Linked DNA regions of Homo sapiens: region 1 is linked to region 2. A link is a loop called in an ENCODE intact Hi-C map of the cell type or tissue named here. Cell type or tissue: GM12878. All regions are shown on one strand. Each heading gives the region's core, and the rest is flanking DNA. Links, peaks and the distances in the headings are about the cores only. Region 1 overlaps RASA1 (RAS p21 protein activator 1). Region 2 overlaps LINC01949 (long intergenic non-protein coding RNA 1949).

Region 1 (5,390 bases), core at 120-5,119, 110 kb before region 2:
CAGCAGTGGGATTGCCGGATCATATGGTAGCTTTATTTTTAATTTTTTGAAGAACTTCCATGCTGTGCTCTATAGTAACTGCACTCATTTACATTCCCACCAACAGGGTACAAGGCTTCCCTTTTCTCCACATCCTCACTAGCATTCATTATAGCCTATCTTTTGGATAAAAGCCATTATAACTGGGGTGAAATGAAATCTCATTGTAGTTTTGATTTGCATTTATCTGATGATTAGTAATGAATGGTGAGCATTTTTTCATATACCTGCTGGCAGTTAAGGATAATGTGATTCAATCTAGGTAGATTATTCCAGCTACTGGAAAAAAGGATTTGATGAGGCTAAAGAGTCAAGGGAGATCAACTTGGAGGTTACTGTTATATCAAATCCTGGCAGGAGATTTAAAAAGTCCTGAACTAGAATGTAGTTATTTAAGATTTGAGAAGGCGGTAAACATTTAAGAAATACTTTAAGAGATAAAGTCATCAGGACTTGGTGCCCATATCATGTAAATAGGGAGCTGGAAAGAAATTCAACCAAAGTTATACCATCTATTTAATCTCAAAGGTTACTTGTAGATGTTACTGAGGACACTTTAAAGAATTTAAAGTACTGCGACAGTCCCTATATTAGGAAATTAAAGGGAACAAACATACACATAAAATAAACCAACAATGCAAATTTAAGTTATGCCCCAATTAAGAAATTACATAAAGTTAAGAAAAATGGAAGAATGACAATGCTATCAGATAAAAAGACTTCCGAGTGAAAGTGGGATTTATATTTTATACTATGAGAAAACTGATGTAGCTTTAAATGTTTACTAGCATTTAACCTATATTTTTAAATTTAAAATTCCATTGCTATTATCTAAAATAAAAAAACCTAGATTTATGGTCTTTTTTTGAAAATCAGAAGGATCTAACAACACTAGACTCACATTCCTACACATATCAACTAGACAACTAGACAAAGTGATTACCTTACAATAGGCAAACACTTTCTAGTTTTCTACTTCCCACAGTTTTCCCTAACACCGTGAGTGAATATTAGTTGCCATTTATTACCACACGTACAGTGTTGTTTTTTGACAGTAGGGACACAGTTCCATGTACCTTGATCTCTAGCAACGAGGGAAAATAAGAAAGATCAAGATTATTGTGTCTAAAGAAAACTGGGAATATATATACTTGACCCGCTTCACTTGCTTACATTGTCTGTCTGATTCTTCCAAGCATTAATTAGAATTTGCAACTCCTAGCTGGGCACAGTGGCTCATGCCTGTAATTCCAGCACTTTGGGAGGCCGAGGCTGGTAGATTACTTGAGGTCAGGAGTTCAAGACAAGCCTGGCCAACATGGCAAAACCGCATCTCTACTAAAGGTACAATAACCAGCCTAGCATGGTGTTGTGCGCCGGTGGTCCCAGCTACTCAGGAGACTAAGGCAGAGAATCGTTTGAATCCAGGAGGCAGGGGTTGCAGTGAGCAGAGATCGTGCCATTGCACTCCAGCCTGGGCAACAGAGCAAGACTCTGTCTCAAAAAAAAAAAAAAAGAAAAAATAACAAAAAAGAATTTGAAACTCCTGATATAGGTAGAGAGGAGACTTCAAACTAATACAAACAGCAGGGTACAGTCTCACTAATGGAATCTATTTTGTAGCTACAAGAAACAATAAAAATGAACTCAGAATATATCTTACATATTCCACTTACAGAAGGGTGAAGCATTAAACAAGGTGACTGCAAATGGAGTAGTCAGTTGAATGTTTTTATATTCTAATGGTTAGAAAACAGAAAAAGCAAACACTTGAGGCAAGCCTCAAGTTCCATCCCTAAATGCTGAAAGATAAGAAAAAATGTTGTACTGAAAAGATATTAGGAGATGAATAGTCTATTAAAATGTGAGTAAGAGAGAATTGGGATTAATGGTTCAGATCTTCAAAAGAAAACTTACATATACATAAAATCAGTCTGAAGATTATGAAAAAAAAAGACCTTGCTGAATCTTATTAAAATTGTGAAGAACCGTTATTTTGGGGGGATAAAAGATGTGGCTATAAAACAAGAAATACTATGAATAACCAAGAAATACTATGAATAATTTTAAAATGTGCCAAATTGTGACATTCATAATGTTATAAATGTAGTGTTTATTCAAAGTCTTCAGTGTGGTGATAAAAAGAGTTATATTTAGTTATCAGCTACCTTTTATTTAAAAACAAGACTTTATCACTAGATCCTTAAGAAAATATTTAGAAATCAGTTCCCTAAGCCAAATTTAAAAGTTAAGTCAGTCCAAAACCTTAAAAAACAATTTTTTTGGCCAAAGTTTTCCAATTAGTAAATTTACAATATAGATTTTTTTTTTCATTTTAATAATTAACACAAACTCACATTTTTCCTTCATGTGGATCTTCTTCCCGGCCCTAAAGGGAAGACATTAAGACAGTATTTTATATAATTAACTATTAATCAATTTTTATTAAAATTCATGAAAATCGTATCTGCAAACATATCCCCACACTATCCTTATTTATGTTTATATAAAAAAAGATGTTTCTGTTCAGTAAATATCTTTCCAAACCTCTCTTAATCTTTTCTTGTTGCCATTACCCTAACTCAGGCCCTCTTATCGACTTTTCTTAAACAACAGCCCAACTAATATAATTATGTCCTACTCCACCACTCTAATCTGGATACATCAGTTTCAACAGCAGCTGTGCCCTACATTAAGAAAAACCAAACAAAAAAAAAACACCTCTCTACTGCCTACAAATTTCTCATTCTGCAACTGAAGTCGTTTACCACAGGACTCAAGTCTACATTTCCTGTCTCATACTACCAATTGTTTTTTGGTTCCTATACCATGGTCACACATAACTTCCTATTTGCCAATCTCCCACCACTGTAGCTTGTACTTTTTGTTCTTAGAATGTACTTTCCACTTTTTGCTTTCTACTTGTTAGATAAATACCTAACCAATCTGGGAAGGAACTATCTCAAATGCTACCTCTTCAGTAAGACATTCTGAGCCCGTAAAAAGTGAACATCAACTTCTACTTTCAATATAAAAGACATCCCCCTTTTACTATGTTTTGAACTTTATTTTATTCTATATTCCTCTGATTTAAGATACAATAGTGTTACTCATTCCACTATTATGGAGAAAAATGGTCTAACTACATGTGGATTTACTTCTCACAATTTGGTCCTCACTCATTAAATACCTAATCAAACTAAAATCAAACACTCACTGAATGTTACTATATCCAAGGGAGTAGGCTTAAAAAAAAAAACTATAAAAATGAATAGCATTATCATTGTGTCACTGCCCAAAAGGAGTTAATCTCTTGTAGAAGAGTTTTACACAATTATTAATTTTAGACAGTGTAACAGAATGCAGAATTAGCAAGGTGCTATGGAAATACAGAAGGAAACAATTTTGCCTAAGAGACTCCAGAAAGGCATAAATCCTCTGTGAAACAGGGATGACATATGAACTGAGCTCATAAAGATGAATCAAATTTTACAAGGCAATCTATCAGGGCAAGAATGTCAAGGAAGAGGGAAAACTATAAACATAGAAACATTCATTTACTCAACAAACATTTTCTGAATGCCTACTAATGCCAGACACTATTCTAGGCAATGGTAATACATCAGTGAATCAGAGACAAAAATCCCTCCCCTCAGAGAGCATACATTCTAGAGTTAATACATGAAAGTATAAATGTGTTTGGGGAACTGTAATTAGAATTTTAGAAGGAGAAATTCCTTAAATCTAACCACTAACTGAATGCCCGAAACATCTTCACAGACTAGACAATGTCCAAATGGTTTTTCAATCTACAAAGAATTCACTACCCTCTAATAAAGCCCATCATGAAAGTTATTCTACATATTGGAGTGAAAATTGTTTATAAATGACGTGGAATTACTCCACTATTAATTTATAATGTTACTATATTCATTTTTAGCAACCACATCACATTATTCACTCATACTGAGTTGCTAACTTTTTCCTTGATCCCTTGTACTGATGTGAGGTCATGTCTCCTTATTCTGGTTTGGGTTGTTATTATTATTTTTCTGTATACATTGAGTAATTTTCACTTTTCTTTAAAGGTTATCTTGTTAAATTTGATCCAGAATTCCAAGAGCTCAAGAAAAGTTCAACTATAGTGCAATTTCTTGAAGTAATCAGGATGGAGAAGATGGTGGTACAGCAAGGAGAGGGAAACCCAAACTAAAAGTTGTAACTAACAAATTTTATAGGAAAACTATCATAGTAAGATGCTTCAGTACGAATACTGTTTGCCTATATGGAGTAAATATCTCTTTTACTGTAGAATACAGAATACTAATCTAGGAATTAGGAGTCCTAATCCTAGCTCTTTCACTAAATAACTATATGACTATGAGTATGGACTGTATCACACCATTTCCTCAACTTTTCCCACCTCTACTCAGTATGTTTTACTTCTATGGATCAAGATTTGGTTGCCAGAATAGGCAGGTAAGAGAATTAATAGGAAAAAACAATATTCTCCACTGCAGTCTTCCAGGAGCAATACTCTTCAGAATATTATCAGGTCTGTGGCATAATTTAAAAACAGTAGCTTTGAAGGCTGTAAAAGACAACAGAAAGCCACTCCATCTCACTAGAAAAATCCGAAAGGAAAGGGAGAATTCCAAAGTTATAATGTACAATATATTTGATACTGAGTATTGTCTCTGAAATATAAAAGCCATTCAAATGCTGACCTGTTATTAAAAATGCACCTGGTAATTGATACCATGATAACGTATTATATGATGGAAACAAAAACAAGGACGAGATTCAAAATGTAGAACCATGTGATAATATATGTATAATATAAATGAATTCTTCCAAGTTTACTGGAAAATTATATATATATTTGAAAGATAAAGAATCTAAAACCAAACATGTGTAACCAGTTGAGGTTTCATGATCAGACTGATATAACTTCACTTATGAGGAAGAAAAGGACGGCAAAAAAAAGAACAAAAATAAGCACAAATAGGCCGGGCACTGTGGCTCATGCCTGTCATCCCAGTACTTTGGGAGGCTAAGGCGGGTGGAACACTTGAGGTCAGGCGTTTGAGACCAGCCTGGCCAACATGGTAAAACCCCATTTCTACTTAAAAAAAAAAAAAATTTTATATATATATATATATATATATATATATATAAAATTAGCTGGGCATGGTGGCACATGTCTGTAATCCCAGCTAGCTGGGTGGCTGAGGCACGAGAAATGCTTGAACCTGGGAGGTGGAGGTTGCAGTGAGCCGAGATCACGCCACTGCACTCTAGCCTGGGTAACAGACCAAGACTCTGTCTCAAAAGAAAACACAAATGTTAAT
Region 2 (5,390 bases), core at 226-5,225:
GGGCTATAACTATCTCTTTCATGTAGGACATTGATGTCTCATGACTTCACCACTACTACGGAGGGAATTGTTGCCATATAGGCATTGACTGTGAAGCTTCTAGAACACCTGTCTCCAAAATGGGGATGTATACTCCCAAGAAGGCATGCAAGTCAATTCTAAATATAGCTAGGTAGAGAGACAGAGATATTAAGCTTTACTTGTGTTTAATATATTAATTGATACTGACAAAATCAGGCTTTTTTGTCTGATGGTCCCATTTTATATACAATATGTAAGGTATGCCTAAGAAACAAATCCCACACAGGATTTACACTGGAAGATTTTACACTGGCACCACATTTATGTAAAATTATGTTACCACATATTGCAATTAAATGTACTTGGTTAAATGGATCAGATGATTATAGTACGTCCTCACTAACATTGTCAGTAGGTTCTTGGAAACTGACTTGAACCAAAACAGTGTACAGCAAAACCGATTTTACCATAGGATAAATATAAACCAAAGTTAAGTATCTATAGCATATTTCTGGTCACAAAACCCACCAAACTTCTAAATAAAGACCAAAACACTTCTAATAATAAACATTGAAATAAATGTGAGCTACACATACATTTAAAGTTAATAAAAACAAGTAAGATAATTATTTACCTGCTTATTCCAGTTCAGGGTTGCCGGTAGCTGGAGCCTTTCCTGGCAGCTCAGTGCTCAAGGCAGGAACCAGCCCTGGAGAGGACACCATCCCATCGCAGAGCACGTTCACATCCACGCTCACTCAGACCAGGACAATTTAGATGTGCCAATTAACCTAATGTGCACATCACTGGGATGTGGGAAGGAACCAGAGTACCCAGAGAAAACCCACACAGACATGGGGAGAACACGCAGGCAGACTCTACACAGATAGTGACCTCAGCCAGGAATACATTTTTTTTCTCATCAACATTGTAACAAAATGACATTGAATCATATACCAGGAGGACCTGCTGTATATCTCCTATGTTACCTGAAATACTTTGTAATTTGAGGAGGTGTTACCATGAGCATATTTTATACAATAAGGGGTTCATTCTTTACCTCAGGAAAAAGTATTTCTATTAACTTGGGTTTAGAGACTGAGGGGAAGGATTATATGTTATATCCTCATCTGTAATGCAATCCTTAGGCCCAGGATGAAGCAAAACAAGAATGTGGCAAGAAATGAGAGAGAGAGCCAATACAAAGCTGCATTAACCAGAATGCCGCTACTAGTGTCAAATGCCATGGCTCAGTCTCATGTGGCCATCTTCTTAGAGGCTTTATAAGTGACTTCATCTTCCCAGGAGAGTCCCTTGGGAGGAGAAATGGGGAAGTAATAATCTTCTGGCCTTCTTCTCTTGGCCAAAACTTGTGATTATTAATTTTATGTGTCAACCTAACTGGGATACCGGATGTCCAGATACATGGTAAAACATTATTAGAGGTGCCTGTGAAGTTATTTCTAGAAGAGATTAGCATTTAAATCAGTAGATCAAGTAAAGCAGATTGTTCTTCCCAGTGTGGATGGGCATCATGCAGTCTGTTGAGGGCCTGAATAGAACAAAAAGGTAGAGGAAGGTTGAATTTGCTCTCTGTGTGACTGCTTGAGCTGAGGCATCAATCTTTTCCCTGAGTGCTCCTGGTTCTCAGGTCTTCAGACCTACCCTGAAATTGGCACCATCAGCTTTCCAGAACTACATTTCTGGCTATAATACATGGGAAAAACAAACCCAAATGTTTTTCAGACTCTGTACTAACATACTCAATCCAACACTTCAGAGGCCAGATGTGTGAGGTTATCTCTCCACACACCAAGCAAGCACTCCTCCAGCAGACACAAGCTGGGTGTCGTGTAGTTCAATTCAATCCTAACACTGTGTACCTGGAGATAACATCAGACCCCACAGGTTGAGTGCTCAGTCCCCCAAGAGTGTCCTCCACTTCAGATGCCAACTGCAAGCCCCAGGTTGTGGCCTGTGCTTCCGACAGAGCAGCCATAAATCAGGGTTCCCATGACTCTCCTTCTCAGTTTCTGTTAACTTACTAGAGGTTCTCACATAACTCAGGGAGACACTTACATTTACCCACTTATTATGAAGGACATTATAAAAAATACAGATGAACAACCAGATGGAAAAGTGTATAGATTAAAGTATGGAAGAAGGGACATGGAGCTTTCATGCTCTCACTGGCACATTACTTTCCAGAAACTTTCACATGTTCAGCTACCCAGAAGCTGTTCCAAACTCTGCCTTTTTGAGTTTTTATGGTGGCTTCATTGCATAGGCATGATTGATTATATCATTGGCCATTGTTGATGGCCAACTCAATCTTCAGCCCCTCTCCCTTCTCCATAGGTTAGGGCTGAAAGTCTCAATCCTCTAATTATGTCTTGGTCTTTCTGGCAACCAGCTCCCATCCTGAAGCTATCTAGGGTTCCACACCTACTGGTTATCTCATTAACATACAAAAGATAATCCATCATTTCTGAAATTCTAAGGGTTTTAGTATCTGTATGCCAGGAAACAGGGAAGAAGACCAGATATATATTTCACAATACCACAATGGCTTTCCTGGGTCTCCAGGTAAATGGCAGAACATAGGACATCTTAGCATAATCTCATGAGCTAATTTCTTACTAATTTCTTATAATACATCTCTCTTTATGTGTACACACATGCACACACACACCCCTATTATAGGTTGGTGCAAAAGTAATTGTGGTTTTACCACTAAAAGTAATGGCAAAAACCGCAATTACTTTTACACCAACCTAATAGTCCTGTTTCTCTGGAAAACCCTAACTAATACAAAGTTTCACCCCATGGAGCTTTGATTCTCCCACATTTTGGACTTGTACATATGTGAATGCCAAGGAATCATGTGGTGGCATCTTATGCCTTAGCATTAAAAGAGAATCCCAGGATGGGAGGAGAGGTGCTAGCAGTTTGTACCTTGTGAAGTCACACAAGTCACACATACCTGTATGTTGCTGCAATGGCTGTTGGAATAAGTACACAGAGTCCCCAAAGACTAGTGAGGCCAAGATGTGTGAGTCATTTTCCATCACACACAAAAAACCCAATTGTTCTAAGTATGTATTTTACCAAGCAGCTTTATAGAAAGAAAAACAAACAAACAAACCAAACAACAACAACAACAAAAAACCTTGGCCAGGCACAGTGGCTTACACCTGTAATCCCAGCATTTTGGGAGATTCAGGCGGGTGGATCCTTTGAGCTTGGGAGTTTGAGATCAGCCTGGGTAATGTGGCGAAACCTCATCTCTACCAAAAATATAAAAACTAGCCAGGTGTGGTGGTGCACGCCTGTAGTCCCAGCTGCTTAGGAAACTGAGGTGGGAAGATTGCCTGAGCCCAAGAGGTAGAGGTTTCAGTGAGCCGTGGGAAGATTGCCTGAGCCCAAGAGGTAGAGGTTTCAGTGAGCCGTGGGAAGATTGCCTGAGCCCAAGAGGTAGAGGTTTCAGTGAGCCAAGATTGTATCACTGCACAACTGTTGCCTGGGCAACAGAGCCAGATCCTGTCTCAAACAACAAAAACAGTCCTTATATTTAATCTCTCACAGATAAAAAAAATAGTATTTTAGCAATTATTAAAAAGTATCTTGTTTTTGAAAGAAATTTGTGCTATGAAAAGGGCATTTTGAATATAAACTGAAAAATTTTCCATTTTTAAGTGATACAGCTAAAAATTATTACAGCTTCTTTAAAATCCCCTTATCAGCATGCCTAACAAGATTTTTCTAATTTATTCTAAATCTTTCACATAAAGAATTCAGTGAGTTTTAAATTCATTTATTACATAAGAATATTATAACTTTTTATTAGTTTATAGAAAAGTTTAGTGACATCAGGATAAATTGATATTTATTATATGAAAGTTATGAAAACTTTTGTATAGTTGCTAAGTAGGATTAAAAAATGAGTATCAGAATTTGGTAAACACAGCCAGAGATACATTTCATTTGCACACAAATGTTTTTGTGAGGTTTCTTTTTCAGTTAGGAAAATCATTAAAATCATGTACTGATGTAAACTAAACTTAGTACCGGACTTTCAAATCACTTGATTCCAAAGTTTAAATCAAGGTTTTTAAAAATAAAGTATTTTCAATTATAAAATGATTAATAATTTTCTAGTGAGAGTAAAGATGTTTGAAATATTAGGCTTAGTTTATTTGATGTATATATTTAATCCTATAAAATTTCTTTTGTAATAACTATCTGCAGAGTAGCATATTTGTGATTTATAAATATTATATGCTCAGAATCCTTGATTGATAAGAGCATATGATTAAAAAATGAAAACACATTGTAGAGTTATTCATAGTCACATATGTATGTAACTGAATATATATGATATATATAATATAAATAAATATATTTAAAATACATATTTATATATAAATATGTATTATATATAAATATATATCATATATTATATATAAATATAAACAAATATATATATATAAAGAGCCATGATACATTGTCTTTAGGACAATATCCTTCCAATCTTAGCTGATCAAGTACTCTGTGTTTTCCTATCCGGTTTTACTACCCATGACTTCTTGGCGGTAATTCCTATCTACCTTCCTAATCATTTCTCTTCATTCACTTAATACTTCAACTACTGACTCACTGCCTTCCTGTACATCTTCATTCCTGTCATTGTTCTTAGTGATTCCAAGAACCATGTAGAAGAAACACTCTGAACTTTAGCTTCTCTATTCCTTGACCTCTCCTCTTTCAATGTTTTCCTCTATCCCACCTTTGCCACCTATCACAAGACCACTGGAACTTATCACCACTAATGAAACCACCTGGTAATTCTTTATTTGAAGCATCCTACTTTATGACCATCACCTCCTGTTCTTCTAATTCATTTACCTGAGTCTTCCATTGCTGCAGTTCTTTAGCCCTATTGTAATCTGCAAACTACTGTTTTCCTTGTTTGAACTTCAGTAGCTTAACATTGGTAGAAAATACTAGGGTGACTGATAACACTTGAAATTCATCACAAAAACTTCAACTAGCCATTCAATACTGCCTACCATTCTTGTATGTTTTTCTAGCAGATTTGCTTTTGACTTTCTCAGATGACAGTTGAAAACCTGCACTTCACCCTTCACACACCTTCCCTGCTTAACTGAGAAAACAGAAGGTATCCGCTGGGCACAGTGACTCAAGCCTGTGATCCCAGCATTTTGGGAGGCTAAAGTGGGAAGATTGCTTGAGCCTAGGAGTTCCAGACCTGCCTGGTCAACATAGCATGATCATGTCCCTATTTAAAAAAAAAAAAATTAGCCAGGCATGGTGAAGCATGCCTATAGTCCCAGCTACTCTGGAGGCTG

The links. A loop is a pair of places that touch in the nucleus more often than their neighbours do. Peaks named below come from ENCODE experiments on the same cell type or tissue, not always from the same donor. Only the 100,000 strongest peaks of a DNase experiment are listed, where the experiment ranks them.
Region 1: it touches region 2 in a loop (5-fold over the local background); 1 of 110 quality-filtered maps calls a loop at or near these places.

What each region holds. Positions count from the first base shown.
Region 1 is chr5:87,338,328-87,343,717 of GRCh38, reverse strand. It overlaps RASA1 (RAS p21 protein activator 1), which reads right to left. Exons shown (of 25, transcript NM_002890.3): 6 at 2,397-2,428. It also overlaps a transcript of CCNH not described here. Among named protein-coding and RNA genes, the nearest start is that of CCNH, 72 kb to the left of the region's middle. In GM12878, for the core only: no CTCF peak of the experiment used is centred there; a DNase peak (open chromatin) is centred at 2,847; H3K27ac peaks cover 790 bases.
Region 2 is chr5:87,229,260-87,234,649 of GRCh38, reverse strand. The region is part of intron 2 of LINC01949 (long intergenic non-protein coding RNA 1949); the gene reads left to right. The region is part of intron 2 of LOC101929380 (a long non-coding RNA gene); the gene reads right to left. Among named protein-coding and RNA genes, the nearest start is that of LINC01949, 7.2 kb to the left of the region's middle. RefSeq lists an enhancer at 3,202-3,571. In GM12878, for the core only: no CTCF peak of the experiment used is centred there; a DNase peak (open chromatin) is centred at 3,349; H3K27ac peaks cover 3,371 bases.